Linked DNA regions of Homo sapiens: regions 2 and 3 are each linked to region 1. Evidence: chromatin loops called from intact Hi-C (ENCODE). Cell type or tissue: heart left ventricle. All regions are shown on one strand. Each heading gives the region's core, and the rest is flanking DNA. Links, peaks and the distances in the headings are about the cores only.

Region 1 (5,000 bases), core at 1-5,000:
CTTTGCTATTATCAGACATTTTATTTTTACATCTGTTATAAATTCATAATGCACTGCTGCCCTTTGCTTTAGACAGTTATCTGTTAGAGCAATTAAAAAGAAGAAAAAAATGAATTTTCACATCCATTTATTCCATTTCCATCACTCTTAATTGTGTAAATACAAGTTTCTACTGGTACCATATTTCTTGCACTTTAACATCTCCTGTAGTTCAGGTCTGCTGGCAATGATTTGCTCACTTTTATTTGAAAAACTCTTTATGTCTTCTTCATGTTTCAGAGATATTTTGGCTGGGTATAGAATTCTAGATTAACAGTTTTTTTTTTTCTTTCAGCACTTTAAAAATGTCACTCCATTATCTTCTGGCTTACCTGTTTTACCATGAAAAGTCTGTTGTAATTTGTACCTTTGTTTTTCTCTGTATAATGTATCCTCTTTTTTCTCTGGCTGCCTTCAAGACTTTCTTTTTGTCTTTGGGTTTCAGAAGTGTTAAGAGGCTATTATAGGAATATTTGTGGTGGTGTTACTTTTTCTTCTTGATGTTCTCTTAGTTTCTTAGATCTGTGTTGATGGTTGTCATTAATTTTGAAAAATTCTTAGCCATTATTTCTTTAAAATTTTATTTTGCATTGTTCTTTCCCTCTTCTGGGATTTCATTTACACAGAACTTAAGGTGCTGATATTGTCACACAGCTCTTAGATGCTGTGTTCAGTTTCCCACCTCCTTTTTTTCTGTTTCAGTTTGTGTCATTTCTAGTAACCTATCTTGAGGTTTACAGATCAGATTCTTTGCTCAGCTATATCAAGTCAACTGACCAGCCCCTCAAAATCATTCTTCACCTCTATTATGGTGTTTTTCATTTCTAGCATTTTCATTTCTTTCTCATAGATTTGTTCTGTATGCTGAAATTAACCATCAAATCTTGCATGGTATCTGGCTTTTCTATTAGTCCTTAACTTATTAATCAGTTATTTTTAATTCCTTGTCTGATAGTTTCAACACCTGTGTCATATCTGAGTCTTGTTCTATAAACTGCTTTGTCTTTTATCAATGTGTTGGGTTTTTTTTTTTATCTTTCCTTTCGCCTCATAGGTTTTTTGTTGTCGTTGCTGAAAGCCAGGCATCTTGAGTAGGACAGTAAAGACTGCAGTAAATCACTTTTATTCCTGGAAAGAAGCATGCCTTTCCTTTTGCTAGGTTTTCAGAGTCTAGGTTTGGACCAGTCTAGTTATGATAGCCCAGGAAGGTCACCCCCATCCCCAGATCCAGGGATACAGTGCCTGCCTAAGACAGATGCTTAATCAGAGTAACAGAAGATGACCCTTAGTGCACCCAGTGTTTGTTGCCCTACACTCTGCAGTTTAAGCTTTTATTCCTTGGTAGAGGTAGGATGGAAATATCTATGGAGACACTCTCTTAGAACTCCTGCCAGTCTTTTTTGGGAGAACCAGGTAGGTCCTGTGGAGAGGAGCCTGCAGGTGCATGTGAATTTCCTTTATATCTTCAGCCCCCAGGGTTCCATATTATTTCACTAGCTGATACTGTTCCTTTACCAATTTAACCATTTTAGCTGAATGATTCTTACTGGGGTCCAGCTGAATTGGCCCTTCTTAAGCTCATGTCTGTCTCTCCTTGGAGGCACCTGTCTTTCCTTAGATATTGGATAAGTCGGTTTCCCTGTGACTTCAGCTGTCTGGTGGGTTAAAGATAAGTTGTGAATTTGCAGTTTGACTGGAATGTTTTCATGGTGGAACAATGCTCTTCCAGCTTTTCACATCGGAGACAAAAACCAGAAATCTTGATTTTTTTTTAGAAAATAAGTACTCAGAATATATTCAGGCTAGCATGAGATGATGCCTATATGTTTCCAGGCTAAAAGACATACAAGAGGCCTTTCAAAAACAAAAACAAAACACCTTTCCGGCCTTTTTAGGCTCATTTTGAAAAGCAGTTGCTGTTCTAGACATTTACCACCAGAGGGCAAGCCGCTGCATGGCTGCTCCTCACTGGTAAAGCCAGGTTTCCAATAGGGAAATGTCAGGGTGTACAGTTGAGAAGCAGAGGCATCCTGAGCAGCCGCTGCTCACGAGGAGGACCTGTTTTCATGGCCTCCTGGCCGGAACTGTCCCTGGGCTCTGCAGCCCCAGCCCTCACCACAGGCCGCAGTTGACCCTCTGCAGAAAAGCCTTCCTTTGAGCCCCTCGGTGTCTTCAGTTGTGAGCAGGCATGTCCGTAGAGCCTCTCAGTACCTGGCCCTTCACCCCAGCCAGATCTAGGCCGCAAGGCTGCTGGACCCTTCTAGGTGGACAGGCACTAGCCCCTTCAGGGGTATTCCCACCGTGCACTGGAGCCCTGGGCAGCCCAAGGAGTCCATTCCAGCCCTGCTGTTGAGGGGAGGAGTCCCCAGGAACCCCATGATAGGGAAGTGAGGGTGACTGTCTGGGGTGCCGTCTTAGCTTAGGTGGTTTATCTGAAACAAACAAACCAAAATCACAGTGACTTAACACAGTGGAAATCTAAAAGGAGTGTTCTCAATTGTCAGGCAGCTCTTCAGTGGAGATCTGCTGTCTTCTGCAGGCACCATGGAAGGGGAGTGGGGAGAGACACCCCCATGCCTGAGCACATCACCCAGCACTTCCCACATTGCTTCTGCCCACAGACCATGGATGCCACTAGGTGCCTGTTCCCCCTAAATCCTGGGGCCGGGGTGGCTAAGACATGGAGTGGTGGCTGGGCTGATGTTCTCCAACAGCAATTCTACCCTGGGAAGCGGGTGGACAGCCAGACCCAAAATGTCCAAGTTGCACCCACAGGAACTGCTTCTAACAGATTATTCTTGTTCTAGAACAATATTTCCTGAATTTGCTTGATTTTAAAAGCCACAGGAGATGCTTATTTAAAATGTTGCTTTTTGAGTCCCTTTCCTGGACACTTTGGTTTGGCCCATCCATTCATGGGGGCTTGGAACTCCCAGGAGCTGCACTGCTCTATTCTGGGAAACATTGTGGATGGGGAGAGCCTGTGCCACCCCCTGCCCCATGAGTAAGAAGCGAGGCTAACCCCTTCTCTGTTTGTGTAGTGACTCATAGAACTATGGGACAGGCTGCTGGGCACCACCCAAGGGAGACCTGTCCCTGAGCCAGCCCTGCAGCCCTCCCTGGGTGTGTCTGCCCTGCAGCTCAGATCTGGAAAGGGTGGCCACGTCAAGGCAGAACCCAGCAGGCTGCAGCAAAGCCAGGCCAAGCCACCCCTGACCTCTCAAATCAGAGCACTGCACTTTCCAATCCCAAGCCAGATTAATGAAAAGCCCGGAGCTGGTCATTGGTCAGCAAAGCTGCATTTCCCTTATTGGCAGCTTGGGGAAGCTGGAGAAGAAGAGGTGCGGGGGTGGAGAGGGGAATTATTTGCACCCACTTTTCCTCTTAAGCAACACTGGAGGGCAGCATTGAGTCAGTTTTTCCAATTTCTTACCAAATCAACTATTGGTGTTCAGTCTTCGATTTGATCTATTTCCTTGCCTTTTTGTTCTTGCCATGGCACCCTTGCCATGAACCATGGGCACCAGCAAAGAGGCAAAGCAGCTGGTCCAAGGTGGCTGTGCTTCTCTGCTGTGTGTGACTCCCAGGTGTGGGGCCTGCAGGGGAGCTAAGTGGAGCCCATGGAGGAGGCTGCTGCTTGTTGCGAGGAAAGACTTGGGGAGACCATCTCCCAGTTCCTCCTGCCCTTGTCCCTGACAATGCCCTTGGGAGGAGTCAACCGTGTCACTAGGCACTCCTCTCATCAGGTCCCCCAGCAGCTCAGAAGCTCCTAGAAGATCCCAAACCTGTAGATACCCCCTCCACCCTAGCCCTTCTGGAGTGAGCCAGGATTTCCCACGGGTGGTGAGTTTCACCACAGAAGTTTTGTGATGAGTCAATCCCTCTGAGAAATGACCAGCCAGTGGCTCATCACTGCAATCTCCACCTACATGTGACCTCCTCAAAAGGACCCCCTGACCCCATCCGAAAAAGGCTTCACCATCACTGCCTTCTGCCTGGTGTTTACCCTTCCAGGGCTCATCACCACCTGACATTATGAGATGTTTGTTAACCTGCTTATCTGTCCCCAGCACAGGTGAGCTTCCCACGGGCAGGGGCGGGTGGGTCCATGGGTCCCAGGCACTGATACAGACTTGTGGCACAAAATTACAAACCAGTAGAGGTCAGCAACACCCTTGCTCACCTGACTTGCACATTCGGCCCTTCTCTGGGACGAGACAGGAGAGCTGAGCCCCAGGCCCACCTGCAAGGTGGCCTCCCAAAGTGTGCCTAACCTGCCTAGATCCTTCCTAGAAATAGCAGAGGCAGCAATAGCTTTTTTCCCATTCTGCTGCCCAATGGAGTATCTGCCATTGGACAGACCCAAAGAGAGCCAGGGTCCAGGTGACGCTTCCAACTGCTCTCCACTGTCCGCAATAAATACGAAATTTTAAAAACTAGCAATAGTGGTTTTGGTCTTCATGCTCCTGCTGGCACAGATCTGTGTAGATGTCCACTCGGTGCATTTGTCACCCAGATACCTGGCTTGGGAATTTCCTTGCCATCCTGCCTGGGGACTGCCGGGGCTCCAAGCACGGCTCTGTCTCTTCTGTTCCAGCCGTGATCCCCCTGACGGATTCTGAGCACAAGCTGCTGCCTCTGCACTTTGCAGTGGACCCTGGCAAGGACTGGGAGTGGGGGAAAGACGACAACGATAACGCCCGGCTGGCCCAGTAAGATCCTACTCTGTCCCTTTCCCCAGCGCCCACAGGGAGGGCTATGGCTGGGGCATCCTGGGGAGGGAATGTACCACCCCTGCTCCTCCTGGGACAGCTGGCATGCAAGTGGACTGGGTGCTATAAGGGCCAGCTCAGACCATTTCAATAGGATATTCTTCTCTTGCCAGCCTTATCCTGTCGCTAGAAGCCAAGCTGAACCTTCTGCACAGCTACATGAACGTGACGTGGATCCGGATCCCCTCC
Region 2 (7,824 bases), core at 2,825-7,824, 180 kb after region 1:
GACCCAACGCAGCCCCTTGCGAGGATGCAGTGAGCAGAGCTCACCAGGGGGCCTTGGGAGCTCTGCTGGAGGGACCTGCAGAAACAAGGCTTGGGGAAGGACAACTGGATGCTCAGACAGGAGGACCACCTGGCAGTGACTGCTGTGGGCAGCCCCCTCTCCTGGCTCTCATCCTTTCTCTTGCAGATGCTGCAGCTGCCCCTCTCTGCTGGCTTTGCCCCTTTGGCTCTTAGCATCCCAGGGCTTCCTCTCCTAGCAGCCTCATGGCTCAGCTTCAGCACCCTCTGCTGACTCTCTGAATCTGCAGGGACAGACCCATTGGGGGAGATCTGGTGGGCAGCTGGTGGCTCTGCCATTGGTTCTCCCAGCAGGCCACCTTGCAACCCTGGTCAGCAGAGTGGGCTGCCCCGGGGAAGATCTCAGATCCAGTCTGTCAGGGGAGCACGGTGAGAAGCACGCAGCTGCAGCCAAGAAGCTTCTGGGGCCCCCAGGGGCTGCCCAAGGTGCGCTGTGCAGGGCAGAGGCTGGGCTGGAGTCCTGGCTGGACTGCCCCAAATGCCTGGCGCCCTCATCCTAAAGTGGGGAGCATCGTCCTGCCTCTCATGGGGCTGCCACATAAATATCTCCTCGGTGCTGAAGAGGGCTCTGCAAGGCACTTGATCCACAGGAGACGACCACCCGGGGCTGCAGCAGGGTGAGAGGGCAGTGCCCAGAATGCCAGGACTGTCCAGGACACATGCCTTCAAAGTCAGGGGATACAGCAGAGAGCCTAGCAGCTCCTGTTTTTCTCCTCAACATTCTGTTTCAAAAATTTTCAGCTGGTCGCAGTGGCTCACGCCTGTAATCCCAGCACTTTGGGAGGCCGAGGCAGGTGGATCACGAGGCCAGGAGTTCAAGACCAGCCTGGCCAACATGGTGAAACCCGGTCTCTACTAAAAATACCAAAATTAGCCGGGAGTGGTGGCACACGCCTGTAATCCCAGCTACTTAGGAGGCTGAGGCAGGAGAATCGCTTAAACCTGGGAGGTGGGGGTTGCAGTGAGCCAAGATCACACCACTGCACTCCAACCTGGGCAGCAGTGGGAGACTTTGTCTCAAAATAATAATAATAATAATAAATCAACCAGAAGCCAAAAGAGTAGTGCAAAGAACACGCTTTACTCTGATTCGCCGGCTCTTCAGTGATTGCCATGTTCACTGTATTTCTCTTTCCATCTCTCTGTCTATATCTCTATATTTTTTGAAATGATTTGAAAGTCAGCTGCTGACATCACAACACTTTGCCCTACACATTTGCAAAAAAGGAGGACTTGCTCTTGGATAGCCGCAGAGCCTGTATTGGACTGAAGAACTTTATTGTTAATCTATGAATATTGTATAATATGCAGACCATATTTACATTTTTGCAATGGACTCTTAATCTCTTTTCTATCCAAATAGCTCCTTTTTTTTTTTTTTTTTTTTTTTGAGATGGAGTCTTACTCTGTCACCCAGGCTGGAGTGCAGTGGCGTGATCTTGGCTCACTGCAACCTCCGCCTCCCAGGTTCAAGCAATTCTCCCACCTCAGTCTTCTGAGGAGCTGGGATTACAGGCGCCTGCCACCACGCCTGGCTGATTTTTGTACTTTTAGTAGAGACGGGGTTTCACCATGTTGACCAGGCTGCTCTCAAACTCCTGACCTCCAGTGATCTGCCTGCCTTGGCCTCCCAGAGTGTTGGGATTATAGGCGTGAGCCACTGAGCCTGGCTTAAATATTGCTTCTTTATCAACCAAACTGAGATCTCTGTCTTCAGAATGCTGCACTCTCACCCTGGTCATACCCCATGTTAGGGCTTTTCTGGAGCCTACCCACCTCTTCGGGGTGTGTTGGGAGAGTGCCGGTGAGGGTGGAGAAGGGAGCTGCAGGGACCAGAACATTTCATCCTCTCACTGCCACCGTTGTCTGTAAAGATACAGCTAAGCTCTGACAAAGGCACCGTTGGTTTTCCTGCCCTTTAAGAAGTTTGCTTCCAGGACCACAGACCTCCAGCCCCACTCTCAGCGACCCTAGGCCATGGGGCTGTTCTCAGGCTCACAGCCATCTGTAGCCCTGCCCCCACCCAGTCACCCTCCCATCCTTTCTTAGAGATAAGACAAAAAAAGAGTACCCCTCGTCTTCCCCCAGTGTGCTCTCCAGAAGGCAGGGGGTTATGTCTGGAAGAAATTGGTGATTACTAGGAAATCGTCTACATTTGTCCACCCATCATGACACCAAGCACTCAGGCTTCTCAGGCTCCTGTCTCATCCCCACAGATTGAATTTGGTCCCCACATCCCCAAATTTATGTGTTGAGGCCCCAACCCCCAGTGTGACGGTGGCCTTTGGGAGGTGATTAGGTCATGAGTGCGGAGTCTTCAGGATAGCATTAGTGACCTTTTTTTTTTTTGAGATGGAGTCTTGCTCTATCACCCAGGCTGGAGTGCAGTGGCACAATCATAGCTCAATGAAACCTCTACTTCCTGTGTTCAAGCAATTCTCCTGCCTCAGCCTCCCGAGTAGCTGGAATTGCAGACGCCCACCACCAGACCCGGCTAATTTTTGTGATTTTAGTAGAGTTGGGGTTTCGCCATGTTGGCCAGGCTGGTCTCGAACTCCTGACCTCAGGTGATCCACCTGCCTCAGCCTCCCAAAGTGCTGGGATTACAGGCATGAGTCACCGTGCCCAGCTGGATTCGTGACTTTTTAAGAAGAGAGGGAGGAGAGAGAAGAGAGAGAGAGAACATCTCCACCATGTGCGGTAACAGGAGGAAGACGGCCATCTCCATGCCAGGGAGAAAGCCCGCTGCTGGCGCCTGGATCTTGGACTTCCCAGCCCCAGAACAGTGAGAAATAAGCCACCCAGTCTGTGCTATTTTGTAATAGCCTCCTGAGCTGATAAGACACTCCATGATGCAGGAATTAGGCCCCCTGCACAGGAGGGAAACCTGCTGCAAGAGACACAGTGGGCCACACAAAGCCACGCCCGGGACCTATGTTGGAGCCTGTTGATCTGTTAGATCAGTTGACAGCCAGTTAAACAAACAGGGGTCTCCCATCATAAGAGGTTGGCAGGTGGGCCTTCCCAGGGCCAGGGAAGTGGCTCAGGGGTGCCCACAGGGACCCGGCTCCTCTACCATCCTTAAAGTGTTGGCTTTCTGCTCTAGAGACACTTGTCACTGCTCCAGGTCTGCAGCTGGAGTCAGAAGCCCGGGGAGGCTGGTAGAAGCCAGCAACCTGTGCCCTCCGTAAGAAGAAGCTGCTTTTCCAGAAGACTTCTGCTTCACTTTACTGGCCACAGGGTGCTTGTCCCCGCCAGCACTGGGGGAGATGGGGGAAGCAAGTTTCTGACCTGGCAGCTCTTGTAGGGGAGGTGGCACCGGAGAGTGGCTGGGCACATCCATTGGATCAGCCCATCCAGTGTGGGCCACCCCCGGGGTCTTATTACAGACCCTGAATTCTGACTCAGTTGCATAACTTGGGACAATTTGGGGAACTCATTCAAATTCCAAGTGCCCTTTAAGGTTTAATTGGATACGTAGCAAATGAGCATGCTCTGAGGTGTGGGTTTTTGCTTTCCCAGTAGTGGGGGAGCAGAGGATGAAATGTTTCTAATTCCACAACTCCCTTCTGCCTCTCTGAGATGTCCCAGGGTTTTCCTGGTGAGAATTGTTAGCCTGTGTGTCCGAGGGTTTTCAAGCTCACTGTAAGCTTGATCAAGGCAGCTCTGACCCCCAAAAGCTTCCTCGCAGGTGCGATGGGGGAGTCCCTGGGACCTAAAAGGAGGGCAAGCACCGGTCCTTCTCCCCACAGCCTGCAGCTGGCTCTGTCTTCCCCCACAAGCTGAATGGTTGTGCAGCAGGGGTGCAGGCAGGGGAGGGTGGGGCCCAGGCAAGGGCTCAGCTCCTCCTGGGCTGTGACACTGAGGTCCCGCCCACAGCTCTCCTGCTGGCCCGGCCCACCTGCAGCCTCTCCTTGGGGTCTTCCCCACACCTCCCTTTCTTGTTGAGGCTGCTGGGCCTTTCTCCTCCTGAGCTCTGGCTTCTGCACCTGCTGCATGTTGATCCTTCCCACAGCCCTGTTTCCTAGTCATAGTGTCACCTCCAGCTGGGCCAACCTTTCCCCTGGGGGCTGTGCTCCTGGCTCCTCAGAGGACACACCTCTACCCCAGTCCACTGGGTGCATCATGGACTCCTTTGACCTCCCTCTGGTTGGTTTTGGACTTCAGGGAGTCCCAGCAGGAGATCCCCGGGAGAAAGAAGGAGGGAGCCTCCCCCAGAGTCTCTGCAGGTGGGCTGTGTCCCTCAGGAGCAGGCGGTGGCTTTCAGGGCTCCTCTCCTCATGCTGTTTGCAGGTTTGCTGCACAGCCTTCCCACCCCAGGGTGACTCAGTGGTAATGGCCCCCTTCCCTGCTCTGATCTCTGGAGGGGATGGCCTTCAACACAGCTTTTCCTACACAGTTCCTGTCTCTGTCAAGGCCTCAGGAAAGGCCGCTGCCTGCGGGTGTGCGGAGGCCTTCGCATCTGTGACTGGCACGGCCCTAGCCCCTTCAGGTGAGCCAGAGGCAAGCACTAGTTAAGACTTTCTCCTGTAAGTCAGAGTAGCGACAACATTTGCATTTGGAATACAGTCGTGAAGTTAATTTAGTTTCATGAGCGCTGGCTGAATGCAGGCACTGAGGTGGAGCTTCTGGGCTAGGTACCAGGTGCCAAAATGCAGGTGCTCACAGCCGGGACACAGGACCATGCATGGAGAGAAGGCAGCAGGGCTCAGGAGGAGCTTCTGGGGAAGAGGAGGGGTGCACAGGGCTCGGTGGGCTAACAGGAGTTTGTGGATCCATAAAAGACACAAGGGAGTGGTATGTAATGGACACAGCCCCAGGACCAGTGAGGAAGGGGGAAGTGCTCCACAAGGAAGGGGAGGCCACTGACGGCAGGCACCCCAGGGACGCAGCGAGGGCGGAGGGCACTGTGCTTGCCGCCAAGGCAGCTGGATGCTGTGGCAAGGCCATTGAGGAGAGAGAGAAAGGACTGAGAAGCTCAGAAGGGAAAGGGGAAAGGGCCAGGGGAAACTCTGGGACCGCTGTGAGAAGCATGCCCCGAGGGGCCGGGACCTTCAAACCTCGGCTCTGCTGTGTGATACTGGGCTGGCTAGTGAACCTCTCTGAGCCTGTTTCCCCATTTGAAGAGTAAGAAAAACACCTGTTGTGAGCGAAGCATCAAATAATGCAATGCTGCAGCGTGGGCGCCGCACGCTTGGGGTTTGTGGTTTTCTTCCCTCTTCCAGCCTACACTGGTGACCTTGGAGTCCTCACCTCGCCATGGCCAGCCCCAGGCCATCCCCCCAGGCCCTTTGGGAACCAGGCAAGTTTCCCCCACCACCCACCCCACCCCTCACAATGTGTTCTGGATGATGCCCAGGGCCTCGGGGTCTGCCCCTGGCTGTGTCCTAGCAAAGGCATCAGGCGCGGCGCAGAGCCTCGAGGCAGCCGCGGTGCAGGGAGCAGGTGCTGGCAGCTGCCGTCAGCCCCACAATGTGGCTTTTGTCGGCCGGGGTAGCTGTGGAGCCCAGGAACAACCAATGTCGGGGAACAATTCCCAAGGCTCAGCCTGAGCGAGGCTGCAGCTCTCAACAAAGCCACCGAGAGCCGTTGGGCAGGCGCTTTTGTCATGCAAATACAGGCGGGGGACCGGCGCACTCCCCTGCATGCTAACCACTTTGTGATTCAGAGGAAGCCAGGGCCCTCCCGGGAAAGGCGGTGGCTCCTAGCTTCCCTGGGCCTGCCCTGCCTCTCCCATTGTCCTCTCCTGCACCCGGCTTGGTGAGCATCATGCTGGGCCTGGGACGCAGGCCCGGAGGCTCAGAACTCACAGTCTGACCAGGAAAGATGCAGAGGCTGGAGGACATCACCCCAAAGTGTGCAGCTGGCCTGGAAGAAGGAGACTGGGGAGCTGGGAGAGGGCTGAGCGAGGAGACCCCTCCGAGCAAGCCAAGCTCCCAAGTTCGGACCAGCCAGCCCGGCTGAGGACAGCATCTCATGGGGGAGAGCCTCAGGGGCAGAAGGACTGTGCATCCCAAGGCCCCAATGGGGTGGCCGGTGACTGGTTCCAGGAGAGCCTGGCTGGTGTGAGGAGGGCCAGTCTGCGGGCTCCTGGTGCACAAGGCTTGCATGCTTGAATGGGGCTTGGAGAACAGGTCAAGGGTCCAGGCCCTCTGGGCGGGGCAGGTGCCCCAGGGCTGGGCCTGTGTGCCCTTAGGAAAGGGCCTGACAGGGGCCTGGAGACTCAGGGTCCATCCCGACCCCACCCCACCAGCCCAGATGGCTATTTGGCATGTTGCTGAGTTTTTCTGAGCATCTGTGTGCTTATCTGTAAAACCAGCATCGGAATAAGCTCCATTTTAGGGCCACGGTGAGACGAAATAAAATAATCCAGATAAAATGTTGAGTTCAGTGTTCAGCATGTACTAGGCTCACAATGGATGATATCAACGGACAGCAATTTGCAAAAATTTCCAAACTTAGAAATGCAGATACTAATTTCCCAATAATGCTACTTCTAGGAGTTTATTCTACACATATTCCCACATGTGCAAAATGACATATGTTCAAGGTTATTTTTCACAGATTTGTGATGACCAGAGATTGGAAACAGCCCAACTGTCCATCTAGAGAGCCTGGTTAAATAGATGATGGTCTGTCCATCCATGTCACAGAGTAGTCTGCAAATGAAACAAGAACGGGGTGCCCTTTGTGCACTGACACAGGGATCTGACCTCACAAGGAGACACAAAGGAAGGACCCCTGCACAGCCAGTGCCTGTGGCCCAGAGTCGGTGTCCTATGAAAGGAATGGGGCCAGTATCTTGGGGACCCAGGCAGCCTGCTGGGCAGGGACAGAAGGTCCACTGGGCCCAGGGAAAAGGTTGGGGCAGCAGGAAGGGCAGTGTGCCCATTTCTCTCTCTCTCCTTTCTTCTCTCTCTCTCTCTCTCTCTCTCTCACACACACACACACACACACACACACACACACACACACACACAGAGAGAGACTTGGAGATAGAGACTTTCTCCTGCAAAAACAGACCATCTTGGGCAAGGTGGAGCACACAGCTCTGTAGGCTAGAATAACACAACCAGTCACCATAGCAACAACAGGGAGTTGTAATTTTCAGACTGTGAGCTGCGCCAGAACCCAGGGAGAGGATGCAGGCCACCAGCAGGGCTCCCTCCGGGCAGGTGTCTCTGTAACCCGGGGAATGGAGGCCTCAGCCACCTAACCTGTAAAAGTAGGATCTGATCCGCACACCGCTGCCCTGTGATGCCTTGGAGGAGAAATTGAGAAAGGCTAGGAGCTTTGAAGCAGGCTGAGGGCTCTCCAAAGCGTGAAGGCTGTTAGCCTCTCCCAGCACGCCCAGCGGGGATGCCTGGTCCCCTTCTCTGCTCCCGAATGCCCTCATTAGAGACGCCTGTGTGCAGCCCTGAATTTCTATCATAAAAGCATCTTTCAAATGAATAAATAATGACTAGAGAAAAGGAAGAAAGCAGATTGCATTTCATTGGGCAGGAAAGTTGCTTGGTCTCTCGGGGCTATTTGGCCAAGCTGCCCACAGGTGCCCACTGCGTGAACACAGGTGTGAGTCCCCACCAGATGCTGTTCATTGCTTTCTAAGTACCCTCGCCCCCACCTCCACCCCAACCCCAGCCCCATCCCAGCCCTTCCAGCTTGCAAAGTCATTCTATCATGGCTGTCTCTCCAAAAAAGAGCCATTTCCCAGGAAGGCACCACCCTGACCACTGGCCTTGTCCCG
Region 3 (7,824 bases), core at 1-5,000, 380 kb before region 1:
GGAGGAGGCGGGGGAGGAGAGGCCACCGGGACCGCGAGCGGCAGCTGGGGAGGGGGCCGCGGAGCCCGAGCGGGAGCAAAACAGCTGATCTGGTTTTCCTTTAAAGCGAGAGAAAATGGAAGTCGGGTAGCGGCGACTGCGGCGCTGCGGGCTGGCGGAGCGGAGCGGCGCGGCGCGGCAGGTAAGACGGCGCTGGCCGCGGTGCTGCCGGCGGGCGGCGGGGCCGGGCCCGCGGACCAGGCAGGTGCGCTCTCCGGGCGCGGGGCCGGCGCCGTCTCCTTCCCGAGCTCCGTGGCGAGGCAGGTGGGCGTTGAGGCCGGGCGACCGCGGGGCCGGGGCGCGGGGACGCGGGGGGCGCGGGCCCCGGCTGGGCTCGCCGGCGCGTCTGCATTGCGGGCTCCGCTCCGGACCCCGCGGGCTCCCGGGCCACCGGCTCCGGCCCGGCGTGGCGCGCCTCTCTCGGGCAGGGCGCGGCGCTACCGCTGGGTCGGGGCTGCTGCCTCCGCTCAGCCCTTTGGCTGTCCGCACTGGAACGTGATGCCAGGCGTGGGGCGACCGACCCCTCGGTCCGTGCGCGCGCGTCGGGGGTCCCGCGGCTCTTGCAGACGGCCGGGCAGGGCCCGGCCCCGAGCCGCGCGCGAGGCCGCTCGCCGGGCACCGGAGCTGTGACTGCGTGGGTCCCCGCGGCCCGGCGCACCGCCGTCCCGCTCGCTCTGCTGGGTCTCGCTGGACAGCAGGCAAACCATTAAGGCAATTTGGCTGTGAACCCAGAGGCCTTCCCTAGTATCTCCTCACTGGAGGGGAAAAAATTGCATCTGCGGTGCTTTAAGTGCTCCTTTAAATTTGGGAGATGTCAGTGATGTCATCATTAACTAAAACTTTCCTTCATTGGACACAACCGCTCAAGTGTACCCTCCTCCCTCCCGGTGAAGCTATTGCAGCCCTTTGAGAATCTCTGTAATAAAATGGATTTGCCTCTGCTCTGTAAACTCAGCTACCTCACACAAGTGCAAATGACTTTTATTTCTGTCTATTGGCTTGAGAATGTATAGATTTAAGAGTAGCTGAAGGGAAACTTGTGAGACCCCGATCAGGGAAACGCTTCATCCACAGCACAAGGATCCAGGGGAAAGTCATGTATGACATGCACATGGTTACCGCCAGGTGATACCTTTGTAAATGGAAGTGGGCTGTAAGAGGAACAATTTTTAAAAATATGATGAGGCAGATAATGTGTCCAGGAAAAGGTTGACAGCGGGGCCTAAATCTTTACAGGTCTTAATTGCTTCAGGAAAATCTGCAGGTGTCCTTCACCATCCTCCTCCTCCTCCTCCAGGGTGTGCCCGGAGAAGCCTGCCCTGGGCGAAGGCGGGGAGGCAGGTTCACTAGGGTCCTCCCAGCAGCCGTGTGTCCCACCAGCTTCAAAGGCCTCTTCAAGACCCAAAGAGGGTTCACGAGAACAGAGGTAGATCTGCACGGCACACTCAGTTCTGGATAAACATTCCCCACTAAATGGGATCAACACTCCATTATTTTATTGTGAGTGTGCCATTAGTACCAATTCTTATGGGAACAAAACTAAGCAAGTTCCCAAGGCAATCTGAGTATCTACTCAAGCCTATCATATCGAAAGGATATCCAATAAGGGACAAAAGTATTGACATTTTTGTATTTAATAATTAATGACACCTCCTAATTGGTTAAAATAAGCATGCCTTAAATTGTTAGTGTGATTTTATTGGATCTGTAAGGAATTTAATACCATATGCCACTCAAAAGTTGGGACCTGGTTAGGAACTTCAATCTCTTGAACCCTGTATTGGTGTGAAAAGAATGGGAAAACAGTGGTTACTTAGGCCTTTAGTGTTCAGGCTGATAATGGGTGGAAATCGCCGCTTTACGAAGTATTGCCACGTGCGGGTCTCACTTGGGCCTGGATCATAGATGGCAGGTTTTCCCTTAGAAAGTAACTCCTGAGGCCCCCAAGCTTGGTGGAGAAGGAGAGGGGACACCTTTCTCTGAGCAAGTGTGTGTAATTCTTGGCCTCTGACCTCCTGATGGTGCCGCATTTATTCCCAATGGTGTGCCTAAGTGAGATGAGAAACTGGCTCCAAGTGAGCTGCTTTTGGATGACACTGCTCCCGCTGTGTGTAGTTGCTGTAGAACTTAACTCTTGAGTTGTGGCAGAGATTCTTCTTTACAACATGTCCTCAATAGTATGAAGATTGGTTTTTCAGGGTCTGCATTGCAAACTCTTTGAAAATGGAGTCTGTGAAATCAATCTGGCCCCGTATCCATCTTTTTGTTTTCACCTGTAGACTCGTGAAAATATTCACCACGTTTATGGTTTAACTCGCTGTAGTACTAGTAAAACTTCAAACGGAAGTGTTTCCACTAAATCTTTAGGTATGGGTCACTTATTTCCCCAAAACATTTTAAAACAACCGCTTTAAAGCCTCTTCATCCCGCTTGTATGTTTAGAGTGCTTAAATTTGGGAGTTGTCAGTGATTTCCCAAAAGAGATCACTGTCACATCTTCCGTTTCTAAGAAGTAAAAATTGCCCTGATTTTCTTTCTGTTCCCTTTGGGATATTAAGGTCATTTATTCATGCCTTAGGCCCACGGAAGAAAGGTTGAATTAGCTCTTGTGGGCCAGCAGGGGGCGTGCTAAACGCGGCTTGGCGGGCCTGTGTCAGAGCCACCTTGGGAGTGGATCTCCAAGTTGAGGTGGGTGCATGTGTGTGCGCCGGTGTGCTCCGCCCCCGCCCCCCGCCCCTCCCCCTCCGCTCCCGCATGCCTGTCTTCCAAGAGATGGAAACTTAAGGAAGGGTTGGGGGCACATACTTGAATGACCAGAGGTTGTGGAGTCTGGAATGTAGGCCTCCCTAGCAGAGATTGCTTCAGTGGCTCCATGTCTTTGGAAGGTGGCTCTTAGCACACTTTGAGTCTCAGGATTGAGTGCCTTCTCAGACTGCGGAAGTGAGTGTTAGTTTGGAGAGGAGAAAGTTGACTTCAGTGAACTACAGGCTGGTGTCCTGGTCATGGCGTGAATGTGCCAGCCAGGGCAACCCCGTGGAAATCCTCTCCTGCACACCCTTGATGTTTGCTCCTGGCTTTGACTCCCGATTGACTTAGGCCCTGGGACCCTGTGTGGTAGTACTTCCCAGAGGGGCCTATTTGACCCCTTGCACTGAATTATAGGTGGCGGATGTCCACTTAGGAAGTAATTCCTGTGGCCCCCAAGCCTGGTGGAGGAGGGAAGGGGCACTTTGCTCTGAGCAAGCTGTGTGCAAGTCATGGCCTCTGACCTTCTGATGGTGCCACATTTATTTCCATGACGTGCCTAAATGAGATGGGAAGGGCTCTTGGCCTCAAAATTTCTCTGATGAAAAACGTTTCGTTACTGTGCTTTTATTTTTCCCTATAAAATGAAAACAAGAAAAAGCAACTGTGCTTTTTCACTTAAAATGTGCTTTATCTGATTTTAAGTGTGTGCCAGGTTATTCAACCACATGTTCCCTGGGAGACTTTTCCTCGCAGGGACTGAACTCAGAGAGGCCAGCTTGTGCTCCAGGGCTATTTTGGTGAGTTGGGATGGGTGTTTCCCATGCTTAGATGGTCATTGCAGCATCTGGGTGTGTTACTGAAGACCAAAGACTCCTCTCTCCTACTGAGGTTCCTCATGGAGGCCCCATGCGAAAGGGAACATCACACTTTAAAAGGAAAGAAGTTTCACAGATGCCCTACTAGAGAACTAGCCCAGTGCTATGACTGGGCATTTCTTTATGCTTCTCATTCCATTTAAATTGTGTGGAAAACTGAACTACTGATTTCAAGGGGGCAAATGGGAATAACATGTTTTTCAGCTTTAGTGAATCAGGCTCTTCACCTTGATTGAACACTGTAAATGGTTAAAGGGGAAGCGCCACTACATGTAAAATAGGTGATGCCAAATCCCTTTAGAAGCTGTTCATCCTTGAGGACAAAATGGGAATAAGATATGCTGGTTCTTTTTTGTAACGTATTTAATGTGAAAATATTTTACCCTTGAACCTTGGAAAAAGAATTTTATTTGCCTATTGGTAGACTGCCATGTCTCCCAAAAAGTTTGTGTGTGAGACCAAGAATAAGATGGCCTTAACACAGATGCCACAAGGGGGGAACCGCCTTCATCACACTTTTGGAATGGTGTTCTTCATCATTCATAGTAACAGACGGGAGAAGTGGGTTAAAAATAAGTCTTTAAAAAGCTGAAATGGAGAGAAGGGCCGGACGCTGCCTTATTACTTGCCTGTGTTGTGGAGGCGTGTTTAGCTGGCTGGTTTGCACACAGCATTTCTGGACCAGGAAGTGGGGGAGTATAGACTAGGACTGGGAGGGAGTGGGCCATGCAGCAGCTACAGCTGGCCAAGGTCTGGCCTGTCGTGCTCTAGGTTCCTCTTGGCAAAGGGAAAGAGTTAGTCTCCCATGCATCTAAAGCCTTGTTTGGTAAAATTGCATGATTCCACAAAACCCCAGTCCTTGCTATTAGCAATTACTGCTCTACAGCATCTCACATTCTGAGAAGTCAAATACACATTAATGCTAATACAAGTTTTAAATACATCTCTCTTAGTTAAGTAGATAAGTCTAAAGTAAACTCATTTTGTAGGATTGAAGTATTTTGCGTTTCTCCTTCCAAGGAAATATTTTCTATTTGAGCATATTTTATTCTTAATCTCGTTTTCCTTATAAATATAATGGAAATTTGATGTCTGAATGAATACACATGAGTAAGATGCAGTATTGACTTTTATGAAATATAAAATTAGACCTTGGAAATTCATTTCCTTGTCTGTTCAGCGTTTCATTTGTTTTATTAGATTACTGTTAAGTTTCACATGGTGCTGGGGATTGGTGTGAACAGACCATACACCCATCCCTCTGTGAGATTAGATTAAGTTTCTCAGTTACTGAGACAAAGGTTTAGGAGCTCACTCAAGAGGAGGTGGCTGCCTGGAGTGAGAGCAGACGTCTGTCTGTGGTGCAGACAGGTTGAACCTTGCTACCTCTGAGAAGACCCCAGTTTTCATGCCCCCAGGGCTAACACACCCATCTTCAAATAATTTACCCAAATAATTTCTGCGCTCACATTTTAGGAACTTTCTATGAATTAAGTTCTCCGAGTTTTTACAGTAAGCTTAGGGTTAGCCTGTTAGCCTGTCATGTCTTCGTTGCAGAAGAGACCACACAATGCACAGTGTCCTGGGACTCAGCACGTCCTCCTTCCCCAGATCACCTTACATCATCCCTGAAGTCCATGCAATACCCTTTTATCTTGGGGGTCTAAAAACCATACCATGGTTGCAGCCCATTTCCTCACAATTCCTCTAATGATGATTTGAGGTTTCAAGACAACGTGTGTTATTGTAGTGTGGGCAACACATTTGCATGTATAATTTTTCATGCCTTTTACAAAAATTGTTTGACATCCAAGAGGTACATAGTTAACTTTTTCTTTTTAAAATGTATGAATTGGAGTATTTGTTTTGACTGTCTGTTAAATAATATACCATCTCTTGAAAGAATCATCACTGAACAGTAAAAATAAATGAGACATGCTTCCAGCTCACTTGGACTTGATGACCAGTTGTGTGACCTTGGGCACAACCCCAGGGGGGGGCCACAAGGGCAGAATATCTCTTGGGCCATCCTGTAGGCTTTAGGGTGGAGCAGATGAGTGAGTGTATGCCATGGGTTCTTAAGTTCTAGATTGATAAGTTGTTCAATAAAAGGAACTGGAGACAGTATTTGTCTCACTTACCATCAGCCCAGTTTCTATCCTTTGACAGTTGATGTAGTCATAGTTTGCACTTGTAACCAAGGCATTGCTTAGATGAACTTGCTTTGACTTGTGTGTGTGTGTGTGTGTGTGTGTGTGTGTGTGTAGGAAGAGGAGGTGTGGGTAAAAAGAATGGAGGGGCTTCTGTGGCTTGGGGATTCTTGGAGTTAAAAGTCATTAGCCATGATATAGTTTGGCTGTATCCCCACCCAAATCTCAACTTGAATTGTATCTCCCAGAACTTCCATGTGTTGTGGGAGGGACCCAGAGGGAGGTAACTGAATCATGGGGCTGGTCTTTCTCATGCTATACTCGTGATAGTGAATAAGTCTCACAAGATCTGATGCATTTATCAGGGGTTTCTGCTTTTGCTCCCTCTTCATTTTTCTCTTGCCACCACCACGTAAAAAGTGCCTTTCGCTCCCTGCCGTAATTCTGAGGTCTCCCCAGCCGTGTGGAACTGTAAGTCCAATTAAACCTCTTTTTGTTCCCAGTTTCGCATATGTCTTTATCAGCAGGGTGAAAACAAACTAATACAGTAAATTGGTACCAGTAGAGTGGGGCATTGCTGAAAAGATACTCGAAAATGTGGAAGTGACTTTGGAACTGGGTAACAGGCAGAGGTTGGAACGGTTTGGAGGGCTCAGAATAAGACAGGAAAATGTGGGAAAGTTTGGAATCTCCTAGAGACTTGTTGAGTGGCTTTGACAAAAATGCTGACAGCAATATGGACAATAAGGTCCAGGCCAAGGTGGTCTCAGATGGAGATGAGGAACTTGTTGGGAACTGGAGCAAAGGTGACTCTTGTTATGTTTTAGCGAAGAGACTGGTGGCATTTTGCCTCTGCCCTAGAGATTTGTGGAACTTTGAACTTAAGAGAGATGATTTAGGGTATCTGGCAGAAGAAACTTCTAAGCAGCAAAACATTCAAAAGATGACTTAGGTGCTGTTAAAAGCATTCCATTTTAAAAGGGAAAGAGAGCATAAAAGTTCAGAAAATTTGCAGCCTGACAATGCAGTAGAAAAGAAAACCCCATTTTTTGAGGAGAAATTCAAGCCAGCTTCAGAAATGTGCATAAGTAGCAAGGATCCTAACGTTAAACACTAAGACCATGGGGAAAATGTCTCCAGGCCACATCAGAGACCTTCATGGCAGCCCCTCTGGAGAACAGGTCTGGAGGCCCAGGAGGAAAAAGTGGTTTCATGGACTGGGCCCAGGGTCCCCGAGCTGTGTGCAGCCTAGGGACTTGGTGCCCTGTGTCTCAGCCATTCCACCCGTGGCCAAAAGGGGCCTACATAGAGCTCAGGCTGTGACTTCAGAGGGTGGAAGCCTCAAACCTTAGCAGCTTCCAGGTGCTGTTGAGCCTGTGGGTACACAGAAGTCAAGAATTAAGGTTTGGGAACCTCCACCTAGATTTCAGAAGATGTATGGAAATGCCTGGATGCCCAGGTAAAAGTTTGCTGCAGGGGTGGGGCCCTCATGGAGAACTTCTGTTATGGCAGTGCAGAAGAGAAATGTGGGGTCAGAGCCCCCACACAAGTCCCTCCTGGGGCACTGCCTAGTGGAGCTATGAGAAGAGGGCCACCATCTTCCAGACCACAGAATGGAGATCCACCAACACTTTGCACCGTGCACCTGGAAAAGCCATAGACACTCAACACCAGCCCCTGAAAGCAGCCAGGAGGGAGGCTGTACCCTGCACAGCCACAGGGGTGAAGCTGCACAAGACCACGGGCATCCATCTCTAGCATCAGCGTGACCTGGATGTGAGACATGGAGTCAAAGGAGATCATTTTGGAGCTTTAAGATTTGACTGCCCTGCTGGATTTTGGACTTGCCTGGGCCTTGTAACCCCTTTATTTTGGCCAATTTCTCCCATTTGGAATGGCTGTATTACCAAATACCTGTACCCCCATTGTATCTAGAAAGTAAGTAGCTCGCTTTTGATTTTACAGGCTCATAGGCAGAAGGGAATTGCCTTGTCTCAGATGAGACTTTGGAC

Evidence for each region. Hi-C counts contacts between places; a loop is a spot of excess contacts. Peaks named below come from ENCODE experiments on the same cell type or tissue, not always from the same donor. Only the 100,000 strongest peaks of a DNase experiment are listed, where the experiment ranks them.
Region 2: a loop joins it to region 1, with 3 times the contacts of the local background. A loop is called at or near these places in 8 of 110 quality-filtered maps.
Region 3: it touches region 1 in a loop (8-fold over the local background); 4 of 110 quality-filtered maps call a loop at or near these places.

Annotation. Positions count from the first base shown.
Region 1 is chr15:31,487,203-31,492,202 of GRCh38, reverse strand. It overlaps OTUD7A (OTU deubiquitinase 7A), which reads left to right. Exons shown (of 13, transcript NM_001382637.1): 11 at 4,637-4,751; 12 at 4,925-5,000. Among named protein-coding and RNA genes, the nearest start is that of KLF13, 160 kb to the right of the region's middle. RefSeq lists a silencer at 2,083-2,233 and an enhancer at 1,739-2,388. In heart left ventricle, for the core only: CTCF peaks have their summits at 1,968 (motif pointing right) and 3,397 (motif pointing right); DNase peaks (open chromatin) are centred at 2,010 and 3,156; H3K27ac peaks cover 308 bases.
Region 2 is chr15:31,304,572-31,312,395 of GRCh38, reverse strand. No RefSeq gene overlaps it. Among named protein-coding and RNA genes, the nearest start is that of KLF13, 18 kb to the left of the region's middle. RefSeq lists enhancers at 1-196, 5,038-5,623, 4,391-7,824. In heart left ventricle, for the core only: no CTCF peak of the experiment used is centred there; DNase peaks (open chromatin) are centred at 5,745 and 6,121; H3K27ac peaks cover 1,406 bases.
Region 3 is chr15:31,862,864-31,870,687 of GRCh38, reverse strand. OTUD7A (OTU deubiquitinase 7A) reads left to right here and starts at 15. Exons shown (of 13, transcript NM_001382637.1): 1 at 15-181. RefSeq lists silencers at 1-52, 2,548-2,842. In heart left ventricle, for the core only: a CTCF peak has its summit at 2,651 (motif pointing right); DNase peaks (open chromatin) are centred at 527 and 2,687; H3K4me3 peaks cover 1,264 bases; H3K27ac peaks cover 209 bases.